Regions from separate parts of the Homo sapiens genome. Here regions 1, 3 and 4 are each linked to region 2. The links are chromatin contacts, found by Hi-C or POLR2A ChIA-PET in ENCODE. All regions are on one chromosome and are shown on one strand. Each heading gives the region's core, a stretch centred on a gene start or an enhancer-like site at or near the end of the contact. The rest is flanking DNA. Distances are from core to core; before and after follow the strand shown. Region 1 holds the start of CD55 (CD55 molecule (Cromer blood group)). Region 2 holds the start of TRAF3IP3 (TRAF3 interacting protein 3). Region 3 overlaps INTS7 (integrator complex subunit 7). Region 4 holds the start of LINC02608 (long intergenic non-protein coding RNA 2608).

Evidence for each region. Hi-C counts contacts between places; a loop is a spot of excess contacts on that map. ChIA-PET counts read pairs that join two places held with the same protein, here RNA polymerase II (POLR2A). Pooled maps may share reads with other maps.
Region 1: a pooled map shows a loop between it and region 2 (4-fold over the local background). The contact joins the promoter of CD55 here to the promoter of TRAF3IP3 in region 2. A Hi-C loop is called at or near these places in 2 of 37 single-sample maps with no recorded cell type and 7 of 50 pooled maps.
Region 3: a pooled map shows a loop between it and region 2 (6-fold over the local background). The contact joins the enhancer-like site here to the promoter of TRAF3IP3 in region 2. A Hi-C loop is called at or near these places in 2 of 37 single-sample maps with no recorded cell type and 5 of 50 pooled maps.
Region 4: a loop to region 2 is called in a map of CD8-positive, alpha-beta T cell, with 8 times the contacts of the local background. The contact joins the promoter of LINC02608 here to the promoter of TRAF3IP3 in region 2. A Hi-C loop is called at or near these places in 3 of 168 maps with a recorded cell type or tissue (CD8-positive, alpha-beta T cell and naive thymus-derived CD4-positive, alpha-beta T cell), 1 of 37 single-sample maps with no recorded cell type and 8 of 50 pooled maps. POLR2A ChIA-PET finds 5 or more read pairs at or near these places in 1 of 52 experiments (activated CD4-positive, alpha-beta T cell).

Annotation. Positions count from the first base shown.
Region 1 is chr1:207,320,343-207,323,775 of GRCh38, reverse strand. It overlaps CD55 (CD55 molecule (Cromer blood group)), which reads right to left and starts at 2,098. Exons shown (of 10, transcript NM_000574.5): 1 at 1,911-2,098; 2 at 1,209-1,394. The coding sequence starts at 2,010. LOC107985251 (a long non-coding RNA gene) reads left to right here and starts at 1,647. Exons shown (of 3, transcript XR_007066838.1): 1 at 1,647-2,090. RefSeq lists a silencer at 1,823-1,902 and an enhancer at 2,463-2,672.
Region 2 is chr1:209,754,239-209,757,580 of GRCh38, reverse strand. TRAF3IP3 (TRAF3 interacting protein 3) reads right to left here and starts at 1,528. Exons shown (of 17, transcript NM_025228.4): 1 at 1,272-1,528. RefSeq lists enhancers at 956-1,365, 1,646-1,805.
Region 3 is chr1:211,937,306-211,940,794 of GRCh38, reverse strand. It overlaps INTS7 (integrator complex subunit 7), which reads left to right. Exons shown (of 20, transcript NM_015434.4): 20 at 1-392. Among named protein-coding and RNA genes, the nearest start is that of INTS7, 97 kb to the left of the region's middle. RefSeq lists an enhancer at 1,811-1,890. Within about 2 kb of position 1,899, at least 5 of the 41 ENCODE cell types and tissues checked have a DNase peak (open chromatin) inside an H3K27ac peak, as active enhancers do.
Region 4 is chr1:212,283,362-212,286,587 of GRCh38, reverse strand. It overlaps LINC02608 (long intergenic non-protein coding RNA 2608), which reads left to right and starts at 1,567. Exons shown (of 4, transcript NR_125984.1): 1 at 1,567-1,609. It overlaps PPP2R5A (protein phosphatase 2 regulatory subunit B'alpha), which reads right to left and starts at 1,178. Exons shown (of 13, transcript NM_006243.4): 1 at 297-1,178. The coding sequence starts at 477. RefSeq lists a silencer at 446-1,415 and an enhancer at 1,586-1,665.

The DNA.
Region 1 (3,433 bases), core at 849-3,348, 2.4 Mb after region 2:
ATGATACATGTGCAAAGACTATGTACTTCATCCTACTGCCTCTATTGTGGATAAAAATAAAAAGTTAAAGCCTATTTCACGCATGGCTTCTAAAGGTATTTGTGCCAATTTCTGTATTTACAGTAGCTTCTATTGATTTAAGTTGTTCAAAGTCAGGTTATCGGGTCTCTTTATCTTTATCTCTACTCATATATCTCAAAGCTAATACAGGGCTATGTAAGTAACAGATTTTTTTCCTCCAAGATAATGCCAATATATATTTTATGAAATCAAAGGGCACATAAGGTGTGGATGACTGTATGTATATTCACCTAAAACAAGAAATCTTCATTTCTTTTAATTCTACTAGGTATCAGTATCAAACACGGTTACTGTGTTAGCCCCCAAACAACTCTTCACTGGGCCTCTTATTCATTTTTAACAATCAACCTATCTACCTGTCTATATCCCAGTTTATACATCTCTCTCTCCCTATATATATCTCTCTCCCTATATATATATATCTCCCTATATATATATATCTCTCCCTATATATATCTCCTTATATATATCCCAATTATATATCTCCTTATATATATATATCCCAATTATATATATCTCTCTCCCTATATATATATCCCAATTTATATATATACATATATTTTTTCAAAGTAGCAAGAAGAGAAGATTTGGAATATTCTCCACACAAACACCAAGTGTTTGAGGTACTGGCTATCCAATTACCCTGATTGATCATGACACACTGTATGCATGTGCCAGAATATCACATGTACCCTATAAATATGTACAAGTATAACAGATTTTGAAGTAAATATTGAGAGCTTTTAAAAATGCCACCACAGAGTTGTATTTGGTAAGTCCTACTTTATAAAATACTTAAGAAAACATATCATTTACGCTATGTGTCTCAAGGCAATTGCCAAATATATTTTATATGTTTACTCCCTAAACAATACCTATTGTTTATTTTCTCTACTAGTTCGTTCAAGAGGTACAGTGTTAGGAAGAAAAACTCTTAATGAAGCAGCAGGACCTACTCAGGGTGGTAAATGTCTTCAATTAGCTGGAGTGTGACGTGCCAACAGGGTATACCCTGGGGTTTAGTAACGCTAGAGAACTATCAATTACTAGTCACTCCAAAGGTATATAAAAATAAATTTAAGATACATTCCATTCCCAGAACTTTTCTAAAAAGATGAAGAACTTACGATTGCAGAACTCTTCAATATCTGACCATTGACTGCCCTTAAGGCAGATCACTGAGTCCTTCTCGCCAGGAATTTTCACAAAGCTTTCTTCACATTTGTACGTTATTACAGTATCCTCGGGAAAACTTGTACGGCCTTCCAAAGCTGGCTGGGCATTAGGTACATCTGGGGGAAGGCCACAGTCACCTAGGGAGACAAAAGCAGAACTGAAGGAAATGACTATCAAGTGTCCTCACAGTTGCTGTTTTCAAGACACAAGCCCCCTTGAAATGCCACACCTGAAAGAGATGACATGCAAGTTTGCAGCATCGTGTGCTCCACACGGCTGGACTCTGTCGAGAGTGGGGAACGGTCAGCGGTCTGGCCTCCCATCCTTTTAGACCAGCTTTTTGGGGGTTAAGGATACAGTCTCTTTGAGCCCTCCCTTTCGATTTTGCCAGGCTTGGCTGCTCCGCAAACCCAGCCGGGGCCTCTTTAACCCTCCACGCCGACCCCTAAAGCCAAGTCAGCTGGGGGCCGACACAGCAGGAGCCCCAAATGCTGGTGAGCGGCGAGAGCCTTAAAGGCACAGGACGGCGGGAACCACGACCGCGGGCCAAGCTCCCCACCTGCCAAGTCGCCGGCCCCTGTGCGTGTCTCAGAGACCGACTTGGACCTCCCACCCAGCCCAGGGGCTTCCCCGGCCGCCGGGCCCCTACTCACCCCACACGGCCGGCAGGCACAACAGCACCAGCAGCAGCAGCCGGGGCAGCTCCCCGAGGAGGGGCAGCGCCGCGGGCACGCTCGGCCGCGCGACGGTCATGGCGCGCCGGGTTAGAACAAGGACGCGCCGCCGGGACTCCGCCGAGTCGCAGCTACGCCCAGCGGCCGGAGCGAGTTGCAGTAAGCAGAAGCCTCGTGGCTCCGCAATACCAGTTAAATGAGTGCTTTGGGCGGGGTCTGGGCTGGGGCTCTGCGTCACCAAGGGTGGGACAAACAAGACGGGTGGAGTAGGGGTTTGTTGTGGTCAGAGGTGCGGTCAGAGGGCTCCGGCGTCATACGCCCCGGGGGCCCTAGACTCGGGGAGAGTGGGGAGGGGAAGGAGGAGGAGCTCGCTGGCAACACCCTCTGGGACTCACTCTCTCCACTGCTGGGTGGGGCCTGCGATGACCTGCCTTCTAGAAACCTAAATATCTCCTCGCTACGTAAACACAAACGGGGTGTAAACGGGAGAGGGGGAGGGGTGCTCAAGTATCGCAGGCCTTGCTGCCCGCACGTGAGTTCGTCTAAGCGGAGCATCCCCGCGCTTGAGTGCTGCCAAGGGGACCTGCAGGTGCGGTGGAGTTCGGGGGCTGAGACTCAGGCGCTGAGACGCGGTGCTCTACCCGCGTCTTGGGCCCTCTACTGGGAGGTCTGTCAAAGGCCAGCACGAGGGTGGGGAAATAACTAAGGAGGAAGGGCGTCATCTCCTAGAACACTCTCTAATGTGAAAACAGAGACCTGGGGAAACAGGTTGAATAACACAGTAGGGAGTGAACATTGTTCATGCCTTGTTCGGGTGGGAGTCATTTTCTTCACCCGGGTTCTCCTTATTTACGAAAGACACCACTTTGGGATTACTCCAGACTGACTGTAGAGAGAAATTCACCAGTGTGCGTGTGTGTATGTGTGTGTGTGTGTGTGTGTGTGTGTGTGCGCGCGCGCGCGCGCGCCTCGGGGCGGTGTGGGGTGGGATAACAATAAAAACAAACAGACCCCAAAACGCTGAATGGTGGTGGGGTGGATTTTAAGAGGAAGGCTTGTTACAAACCCTTTAGAATAAATAGCCTGAGGTTTGCAAGACTGGCCACACATTAGAATCACGTGGGGAGCTTATATATATATTTATATTTATATATTCATATATATTTATACATATATAAATATATATTCTTTAAGTTCTGGAATACATGTGCAGAACATGCAGGTTTGTTACATAGGTATACACGTGCCATGGTGGTTTGCTGCACCCATCAACCCAACATCTACATTAGGTATTTCTCCTAATGCTATCCCTCCCCTAACCCCCACCCTCCAACAGGCCCCCGTGTGTGATGTTCCCCTCCCTGTGTCTGTGTATTCTCATTGTTCAACTCCCACTTATGAGTAAGAACATGCAGTGTTTGGTTTTCTGGTCTTATGTTAGTTTGCTGAGGTTGATGGTTTCCAGCTTCATCCATGTCCCTGCATAGGACATGAACTCATCC
Region 2 (3,342 bases), core at 279-2,778:
AGGCTGAAGTCACATTTACTTCTGACCTCTGGGTTTGGGCTATAAGGAGAAAGGCTTCTCTGTGGTCTGGACATAATTGCCATCCCAATTACACCAAGCCGAAAGGTAAGGAAGAGATGGGGTCTGCCTGTGTCACACATAAGGTGTGAGGTCCCCTCCCTGTTTGGCTCAGCTTCCCCACAGGTTTTGTAGTGGAGGCAGAACATTGAGAATCCTCCTACCTTCTTGCCGCGAAGAGGAAAGGGCTGTGGGGGAGAAGACAGTGCCTGAGATGAGGTCTCTCTGGGCTCTCCACCCAGGCCACCAACCTTAGTCCACTGAAACACACAGCTGCTCTGCTCTCTGCTTCCTTGGGGCAGACATGGAGCCTTCTTACCCAAGAAAGGAGCTGCAGTGGAAATGGCTCCTTAGAGAGGGGAGTGTTCCCAGATGCCTTGGCTACCACACCTGCTAGGATTTGGTGCAGCATGCTGCATAGAACCCTACCCAGGTTTCTGGGATATCTGGACCCTACTGACTTGCTTGAAAACAAGAAGGTATGTGGGACGGCTGACAGGGGTAGGCTGCTAAAGAAAAGGGAACTGGTCCCTGTAGGGTTCAAAGAAAGATCACTTGGCCACTGCCCAGGCTTTCTGGCATCTCTCAGGTTCCCCCCTGGCAGCATGACTGGGCTCACTTAGAGCTTGGAGGAAGAAGGTTTACTGGCTGGGAAGGCTCAGCCTGGTCTCTCAGGCTGCAGAGAGAGAACAGGGCATGGCTCCTCACCTGACTGTGGCTTGACATGCCTTTCTGAGTCTCGCTTTTACTTCCTGGCCATGTTTGTAATGGAGACAATGAATGGCTTCCTGCATGGGTTGGCCTTCCTGGCCCAGAGCTCTCAGTGTGAACTGAGGGGAGAGGGGCCTGCGCTTAAGCTGCTGGGAAGGCAGTCTTGTGTTCAGGGATCCCTGCTTTGAAGAAAACTGTAAAAGGTCATTTAATTCATGCCCATATCACTGGGTAGCCTGAACTCTAAGTCGTTTGACTCACTCCTAATCTAATGTAATCTAATCTACTGGAACAGAGGAGTGGTGCAAGCTGTACCCTGTGCCATGGCTAGCGCCACAGGAAACCAATACAGGATACTTTCTTGGTTACCCAAACCCCTGACACCCTTAAACTATGCCACCCACTCTCCACCCAGGGGAGCTGGGATGGTAGAGCATCTTCTGCCCTACCCCGAAGTTGGAGTTCCCAAACCTGGACACAAAAGCATCCTCCTTCTCAGTTACCTCCTAGTCCCAGGCTCCAACTCAAGCCACTCGGGAAAGCATTCCAGTCCTGGGCAGATCTTGGCTCTGGTCTCAGATGGAGCAAGACAGCAGATGGGTAAAGCACACGCTTTCAATCCATAGGTCTGGGCCCCATTAACACGTCCCTTCTTGGTACCGTCTTTCTTTTTGCACAGCAGCCTTGCTGAAACAGGAAACAGACAAAGCCACAAGGTTCGCAAACCCCAGTTCCTCTCTCTTGCTCTCTGGTATCATCTAAGTGGGCCCCTGAACTCTGAGGCCTCCAGGGCTGGGCTCAGGAGCTCCTCCCATCAGTAGGCACCCCGGCCACCCTTTCTCTTGCTACTGGATTGGTCGGAGCTCTTGGACAGTTTCAAGTCAAGATTCCTTTCCATGATTAGAAAAGGATAGTCCTCTGGGTCAGATTCAGACCTTTGTGGTTTCTATGAGAGGGAAAAAAATGCCTTTTTGGTGGTAAGACCTAGATGAGATGTTCTCAGTGTAGGCTTTCATGTGTATCAGGTAGTTCTTTGTGTAAGGATTTTCCTTTTTCTTTAGCCACCTCTTCCCAATCCTGGTGTTGTAAAGAGTTTCTGCTCTTCTGAAGTAGGTGGTGTCTTTCTCAGATTCTGGAATGAGACCAACTCTGGATTTGCTCCTTTCTGGAGCAATGAGGAGGGAGTGTAAAGGTGGGTAGCTGGGGGATGAAGGAAGGAATAGAAGGCAGAGTCTTCTACACATTTTTTTATCTGGTCAACCGGACTAGGAAATTTAGGGAAAAACTAAAGGGAACTGATTTGCATGCATTAAGATGAAGCCATCACAAATGATGCAGCCAGGAAATTCCCAAGAAGTTCAGGCTAAAATAGTGGAGAGGAAACTGGATTGGGACAAGTTAACTGAGCAGCTTTGTAACCTTGTAAAATTCACCTTGTCTGGATGCTACTCACTGTGGTAGTTGGGTGATGTATGTGGCTCTTTGGAATTCTAAGGTTTGACACATGTGAGGCAGGTAATGAGACTTAAAAATAGCTGTGATAACATTTATTAACATGTGGAGAGTTTGTCACCATTTTCTCTGCTTCTGCTTCTTTCTCTGTTCTTTGAGGAGAAAAAGGACAAGGAATCGGCAGGGAAAAGCAGAGGATGGATTCTCAAGCACTAGGACTGAAGACAAGTGGCATTTACTCAGGATGAGAGACAACAGCTCAAGGCCCTGTGTCTGGAGCTTGACACATAGAGATGGGAATGAGTAGAGGACAGAGGGCTTGGGGAGCCCAAGATGTCAGAAAAAGAGAATTTTGGCCGGGCACAGTGGCTCACACCTGTAATCCCAGCACTTTGGGAGGTCCAGGTGGGTGGATCACTTGAGGTCAAGAGTTCAAGACTAGCCTGGCCAACATGGTGAAACCCCATCTCTACCAAAAATATAAAAAATTAGCCGGATGTCATGGCATGTGCCTGTAAACCCAGCTACTTGGGAGGCTGAGGCACAAGAATCGCTTGAACCTGGGAGGCAGAGGTTGCAGTGAGCCAAGAATGTGCCACTGCACTCTAGCCTGGGCGACAGAGTGAGACGGAGTTTCACTCTTGTTGCCTAAGCTGGAGTGCAATTGCGCGATCTCGGTTCACTGCAACCTCCGCCTCCCAGGTTCAAGCAATTCTCCTGCCTCAGCCTCCTGAGTAGCTGGGATTACAGGCATACGCCACCATGCCTGGATAATTTTTTGTATTTAGTAGAAATGGGGTTTCAACCATGTTAGTCAGGCTGGACTCAAACTACTGACCTCAGGTGATCCACCTGCCTCGGCCTCCCAAAGTGCTGCGATCACAGGCATGAGCCACCACGCCTGGCCAGAGAATTTTTATTGGCATAGAAGAGTGAGAAGATTCTGGGAGTTCAGGGCATTAGAGCGTAAAGAAAGACAGGAGATTTTAATAGGAGTTCCTATAGAGACCTACTATTTGGACTCCATTAAACATCAGAAAGAAATGTCTACAAAGTCCGCAGTCATTGGGATACTAATCCCATGATAACTGGGATTTAGAGTGGTCAATGATATGCTCAAGA
Region 3 (3,489 bases), core at 650-3,149, 2.2 Mb before region 2:
CCTTTGGTTGGTGATTGGTTTGGTTTATACTTGATGAGTTATGCTAGACTGATTGTTTAGAGAGAGCAGTCTCTTTATTACACAGGCTCAGTTTGTTGGGATGCTCAGGGAACAGAGTTTTCTGGTTAGCCAGAAAACCCCCTTTTTTCCTATTTTAATTCTGGTTGAAAACCATGATAAAATAGACTTTCTTAGCACAGTATGGTAGATATAACTTAACTGCTTTTTGATTGGGGATCATTTAGGGCTTCAGGATCACGATTTCTAAACATCAGGGATCATATGGTTGCAGATGCCGATGCTATAAGTAATTTGGCCGGATGCAGCTCCTAAGGTAAAGCAGGGTACTTTCCCTGGAATTTCCTTTTTAAATAAATATCTGTTTCTTTGCTTGTGTTTTGCCTTTTTCTCTTCAAAGTCAACATTAATTCAAAGGAGAATGGAGCTTAAGATAAAAAATAAAAAGGGGTTGTTGTTTTTTTTTTCTTTCTTGTCATGCGGCCTCTGGGACTGAGAAGTGATTTGCAACTTGGGTCTCTCCAAGATTGCTTGCCTTCATGAGCACAACCCATTGTACTGCTAACAGCCAGAACATTCTCATAAAATGTGTACAGATCTACAGTGTCCACGGTTGAATGACATCTCTTCAGATGCAGCCCAGTTGTATGAGGTTCACACAACCTACACAGTCATCTCAGCACCTGGGAACACGTGCTTAGGAAAAATTGCCAGAGCAGTGCAGAACCCCTTGTTCTTTTACCAGGTGTGGAAACAGCTGAATCAGAAAGCCTGGGTTTCACTCTTGGTTCTGGTGAATTAGCTGTGTGACCAAGCAAGTCACTTTACCTCTACATCTTAGGGGTTTTTTTTTTTGTCTGTCAAGTGACTGAATTAGACTGGTTTTCTGGATTCCAGCCTAGAGTTGTATTATCAAGTGACTGAAAGACTAAAAACAAACAAAAACATTTCTTAAATTGGAGATCTTTTTTATTTGTAATTAAGTGGCTATTTTCAGGGTTAAAGTTTACAATGTGGATTTCAAGCTTCTGGTGCCATTCAAGGTAGATTTCTCCAAAAAAGAAGCAAATCTTGTAAGCCATCAATTCCCTTTGAGAACTTCCCAAATGTTATGTTCTTAAAAGATAGGTTTTGATAGCTATGTTTATGAACTTTTTAACTTGGTGTATTATGGGCTCCTGGCACAAACTCAGAAAGGAATTTTTTTTTTTTTTTTTTGAGACAGAGTCTCGCTCTGTTGCCCAGGCTGGAGTGCAGTGGTGCAATCTCAGCTCACTGCAACCTCTACCTCCCAGGCTCCGGTGATTCTCCTGCCTCAGTCTCCCGAGTAGCTGGGATTACAGGCATGTGCCACCACGCCTGGTTAGTTTTTATATTTTTTAGTAGAGATGGGTTTCACCATGTTGGCCAGGATGGTCCCAAACTCTGGTGATCGCCCGTCTTGGCCTCCCAAAGTGCTAGGATTACAGGTGTGAGCCACCGTGCCTGGCCAGGAATTATTAAAATAAAAGCAAGTCCAAGAAGTTCAGAGTATAACTGAACTGAACATAACTCTGAAGCAAGAAAGACTTATTTTAGTATGTCCATTAGATCCAGGATTGGAACTCTGATTTTGTTTAGTAAAATATCTACTGAATTTTTGGCATCAACTGTTAAATGGTTATTTGTGGTGGGGGAAGCTGTTTATAACTTCAACACTACACTAATGAATGAAAAGAAAAATGAGATGCAGAAAAGAAAGATGCATACTAATTGTGAAGTGGGCATGTTCCCTAAATTTAGAAATATGAAGGGCACTTGCTGGTTAAAGCTAGGAAGACAGGACTAGTTTTTCTCAGTGCTTCGTCACTTTGCAGTGCAGTAGTGTTTCCTTATCTGCAGTTTTTGCTTTTCACTTTCACTTTGCTTTTCAGTTTCAGTTCCCAGAGGTGAAGATAGACCACATTCACATAATTTTTATTACAGTATATTGTTACAATTGTTCTATTTTATAATCACTTAATCTCTTTACTGTGCCTATTTTATAAATTAAACTTTGGCATAGGTGTGTATGTATAGGAAAAAATGTAGTGTATATAGGGTTTGGTACTATCCTCAGTCATAGGCATCCACTGGGGATCTTGGAACGTATCTCCTACTGATAAGGGGGACTGCTGTGTAGTCCAGTGACTGAGAGCACCAGCCTTTGGGGCCATACTGCCGAGGTTCCAATCTTAACTTTATGACCTTGGACAAGCTACTTAGTCTCTCTATGCCTCAATTTCCTTATTCCTAATAGAGAAACATATTAGTGTTTCATGGGGTAGGTATGAGAATTAAGTGAGTTAGTATAGAATTTACTTAGAACATGCTTGGCATATAGTAAAACAGATATATAAGCATTTGCTTTTATTATTACTACTACTGTCATTATCCTCCTTAGTATTTTTTTTTCCAAAGTGTTAGATCAGTTCTCACTGAGCATTTTATTACCTTGTCTCTGCTATTAAACACATTTAAGCTATCTTTCCTAATGCAATTTGGGTACATTGAGTAATAATGATCTAAACAAAATAGAATTTCTGTCTACTATGCTATAAATCATTTAATTAAAATATGTAAAGGCAGACATACAAGGAAATATATGTAAATACATTCTGCTGATTGCCTTCAGTGATGATAGCAATAGAATGTTGACTATTCAGAAATTAATGTATTCCAGCTTAAACTAAGACCTTCAGACATAACCTTTCTAGCGCAAACCAACCAAGATAGCAGGCAATTTGCAACTGGGGAATATGCCATTTCTCATGTTAAGATACTGTTCAGAGAAGAACAAACCAATTAGACAAGATCCTCAGACTAGGGTCCCAGAGAAGTCAGTTTAAATTCTATTTATAAGACTCATCATTAATCCTTAGATAAGTCACTTGATCTTTCTGTGCCAATACCTGCCAACAGAATATTGAGAATAAGATGACCTGGCACTTGGTATGTAGAGTATAGGCACCACTGACCAACAGAACTTTCTGTAATGATGGAGGCGTTCTAAATTTGCACTAACCGCTACAGCCACTGGCCACATGTAGCTATTGAGTACTTAAAATATGGCTAGTGTGATTGAGGAACTGAATTAATTTACTTTTAATTCAGTTAAATTTAATTATTTTATTTATTTATTTATTTATTTATTTATTTATTTATTTAGAGATGGAGTTTTGCTCTTGTTGCCTGGGGTGGAGTGCAATGGTGCGATCTCAGCTCACTGCAACCTCCGCCTCCCAGGTTCAAGTGATTCTCCTGCCTCAGCCTCCCAAGTATCTGGGATTACAGGCATGTGCCACCACACCCGGCTAATTTTGTATTTTTAGTAAAGGTGGAGTTTCATCATGTTGGTCAGGCTGGTCTTGAACTCCTGACCTCCAGTGATCCACCCCCATCGGCCTCCCAAAGTGCTAGGATTACAGGCATGAGCCACCATGCCCGGCCTCC
Region 4 (3,226 bases), core at 318-2,817, 2.5 Mb before region 2:
ACGCAAGATAGGAAGTGCAGGTTAAGCAAGCGCGCAGGTGGGGAAGGGTGTTGGCCTCCCCTAGGATGGAAAGAGTTCAGGTGGGAATTAGAAGGAAACAGCCAAGACTTCACAGAAAACCTGTTTGAATAAGGAGGAGGGCGTGAGGTGACGCCAAGGCATTGTGGGGAACTCGGCTCACACACTACCAGTCCCAACTGAGCAGGAGAAACCCAGCAGGAAATGGCTCTGCTGGCGCAGAGGCAAGCGTTGCCAGCCCCTGCGCTCGCTGCTGGGGCTGCGCCCTCGGAGGTTACCTTTGAGCTGGGGCAGCGGGTGCAGCTCTGCCTGGCTGCCCTGGCTGCGAAACTGCGACGAGCCCTGGGAGCGCTTCTGCCTCTGCGCCTTGCGGACCGATTTCCGGGTGAAGCCGTCCACTTTCTCCGAGGCCGAGATGGCGGCGCTGGCAGCCCCCGCCGGCGGCGACGACGACGACATCTCCGCGGCCCTGACGCTTGGCAGCTCCGGCTGCTGCTTGCAAGGCACGGGCAGCGGCGGAGACGGCAGGAGGAGGCGGGGGAGAGGCGCGGGGTGCTCGCGCCCCTGCGCCCCGGCCCCACGGCCCTCCGGCCCCGGGACGCCGCCGAGCTTCTCCTCGCCGCCCGCCAACGCCTCACGGCCACATCTCAGCGCTGGAGGTTCCTGGTCCCCGGCGCGCGGCGAGCTCCCGGGGCTGACGGAGGGAAGGGCGGGGGCGGAGGGGGGTGAAGAAGTTGTTGACTCTGGGCGCGCAGAGCGGGTGGAAGAGAGCCCGAAGTTTAGACAACTGAGGCGGGGGCACGGGGGTGCGGGTGCCGAGCGCGCCTCTCGTCGCTTCTGCCCCCGTCGCCAGCCAGCCGGCCGGCCAGCACCTCAGCGGCCGCTGCCAGCGCAGCCCGCCCTGCCTGGAGCCTCCTCTCAGGGCGCTGCCATCGCGGGTCCCCTCGGAGCCACTGCCGCGGTGCCCGCTCTTCCCGGTCAACGCCGGCCCCTCATCGCCCGGGGCGCTGCCCCGTAGCCCCGGCCCTCTGCGTGCACACACTCGCTCCTTGCCGCGCTGGGCGGCCCGAACCCCCTCCCCCACGCGCCCGTCGGCCGCCCACGGAGAACCCCAGGCGAGCGACCGCTACAACTTGAGAAGGTGGTTGGTACAGGCGACTGGGGAGTGTGTGCGCGTGTGCGCGCGCCAGGGCGCGCGGCCCGGGGAGGGGCCTCGCAAGGGGTGGGAAGGAGGAGTTTGACTGACAACTTCCGCGGGGTCCCGCCCGCCTCTTGGTGCGGCGGCGGGGGAGGGGGCGGGAAAGCATGCCAGCCCTCTTAGCCAATCACACGGCTAAGCGGCAGCGACGGCGTGAGGTGCGGCCTCTTGAGGCAGAGGAGTGGGGCGGGCTGTGTGACGGGCTTCGGCCACAGCCAATCGTAAGTGAAGACGGCGAGCGGGGTGCCCCTGCGTCAGAACAAATGCGGCAAATCGCTTGGGAGGGAGGGGAAGCGCTCCTCCACCAGCGGGCATTTTTGCGCTCACGCGCGACTGCTCCAGGCTGTCATTGCTCTCCTGACCGTCTACGAGAAGACTGGGAAACTTGAGAGGGTGCGTTCAGAGAGCAAAATAGAGCGCCCCTTCCCTTCCCTCACCTCTCTGCTGGCCAATGAAGAACTGAAGCGATTGGTGGGGCGCCGGAGGGCTGGGGCGCGAAAGAGCGCCAGGTGTTACACCACTGAAAGGGGGCGCAGCAGAGGTCAGGTGGCGAGCAAGCAGTGTGATTGACGGGCGAGGGGCCCGGGGAAGGCGAGAAGGTGAGCTCGTCCAATCGTTGCGAGGTCTGGACACCTGGGCGGGTCTTGGCGCCTTACTGGCCCCAAACCGCAAAATTGGTAGTTGCGGAATAAATTTGTAGCTCTTGGGAGGTTCGGACTCCGCAACTCCAGAGAGCTACTCTCGCGTGGGGTTTGGGCAGTCTAGCATCTGCTGCTTCAAAGAGTTCTGCAAGTCCACGCCCTCTAAAAAGAGATTTCTCATTCCCAATTTAGTATCCTGCTAATTTTCACCCCTCCTTGAGCCAAAGGCCCTCAACTACTCCAACGAGAAGAGTACAAATTCATTGGTCAGTGGTGTGTGGATATGGAGGCTTGCCATGTACTCTTACCGGAATCTCTTTCTTGGAGATTCCGTCTAGATTTTGAATTTCTTAAGGACGAGGACTGGTCATCTTAGTTTTTCGTGCAGTGCTTTCCATACGGTGGCCGTTAATAATTATTAATCTGAACAGTCAGCCTCCCTTTGCGCCAATGGACCCAAATCTGTAATCCCCTCCCTCGAGCTCCAGACCTTTTCCTTTCAACATAATAAAAGTAATTGTCGTATATTTAAACGAAGCCACCTGATGCATATGTACAGAAGATTCCAAATTTGGCAGGAAGTTGAATTCTAGACCTAGAACCAAACATACTATCCTCAAAACATTTCCTCCTTCAGATTTGCTGGGCGGTGAAATTGTACATAATCCTCCCAGTCAAGGAGGTTCAAACCTCAGCAGCGTTTCTGACACTTTTCGCTTTCTCACATAGTCAAGCTCCAGATCATGTTAAATCTACTTTCACAATTGGCGTTTCTCCCAATGTGTACAAAGACCGCCAAACGTAGTTCACGGCTTTCAAACTCACTGCCACATCAATCTTTTAAGATCACTTTTATCTTACCTGCGTGTTTGAGGAACCACCCAATACCTGCAGAATAGAGTCCAAATTCAAGACTCTCTGCGATCTGACTCCTGTCTTTCCAAGTGTAAATTCCTACATGTGCCCACAAAAACTCTTTTTAGTTCAGGCACATCATTCCACATACTGATCCCCTAAAAGAAGTTATGCATCCTCAACACTTAGTCTTTGCTGTTCCAACATCTTGAAATAATCCACTTTTTTTTTTCTTTTTTGAGACGGAGTCTTGCTCTGTCACCCAGGCTGGAGTGCAATGGTGGCACAATCTCGGCTCACTGCATGCTCCGCCTCCCGGGTTCAAGCGATTCTCCTGCCTCAGCCTCCCGAGTAGCTGGGATTACAGGCACCTGCCACCACGCCCGGCTAATTTTTTGTATTTTTAGTAGCGACGGGGTTTCACCATGTTGCCCAGGCTTGTCTCGAACTCCTGACCTCGTGATTCGGCCACCTCCGCCTCCCAAAGCGCTGGGATTACAGGCGTGAGCCACCG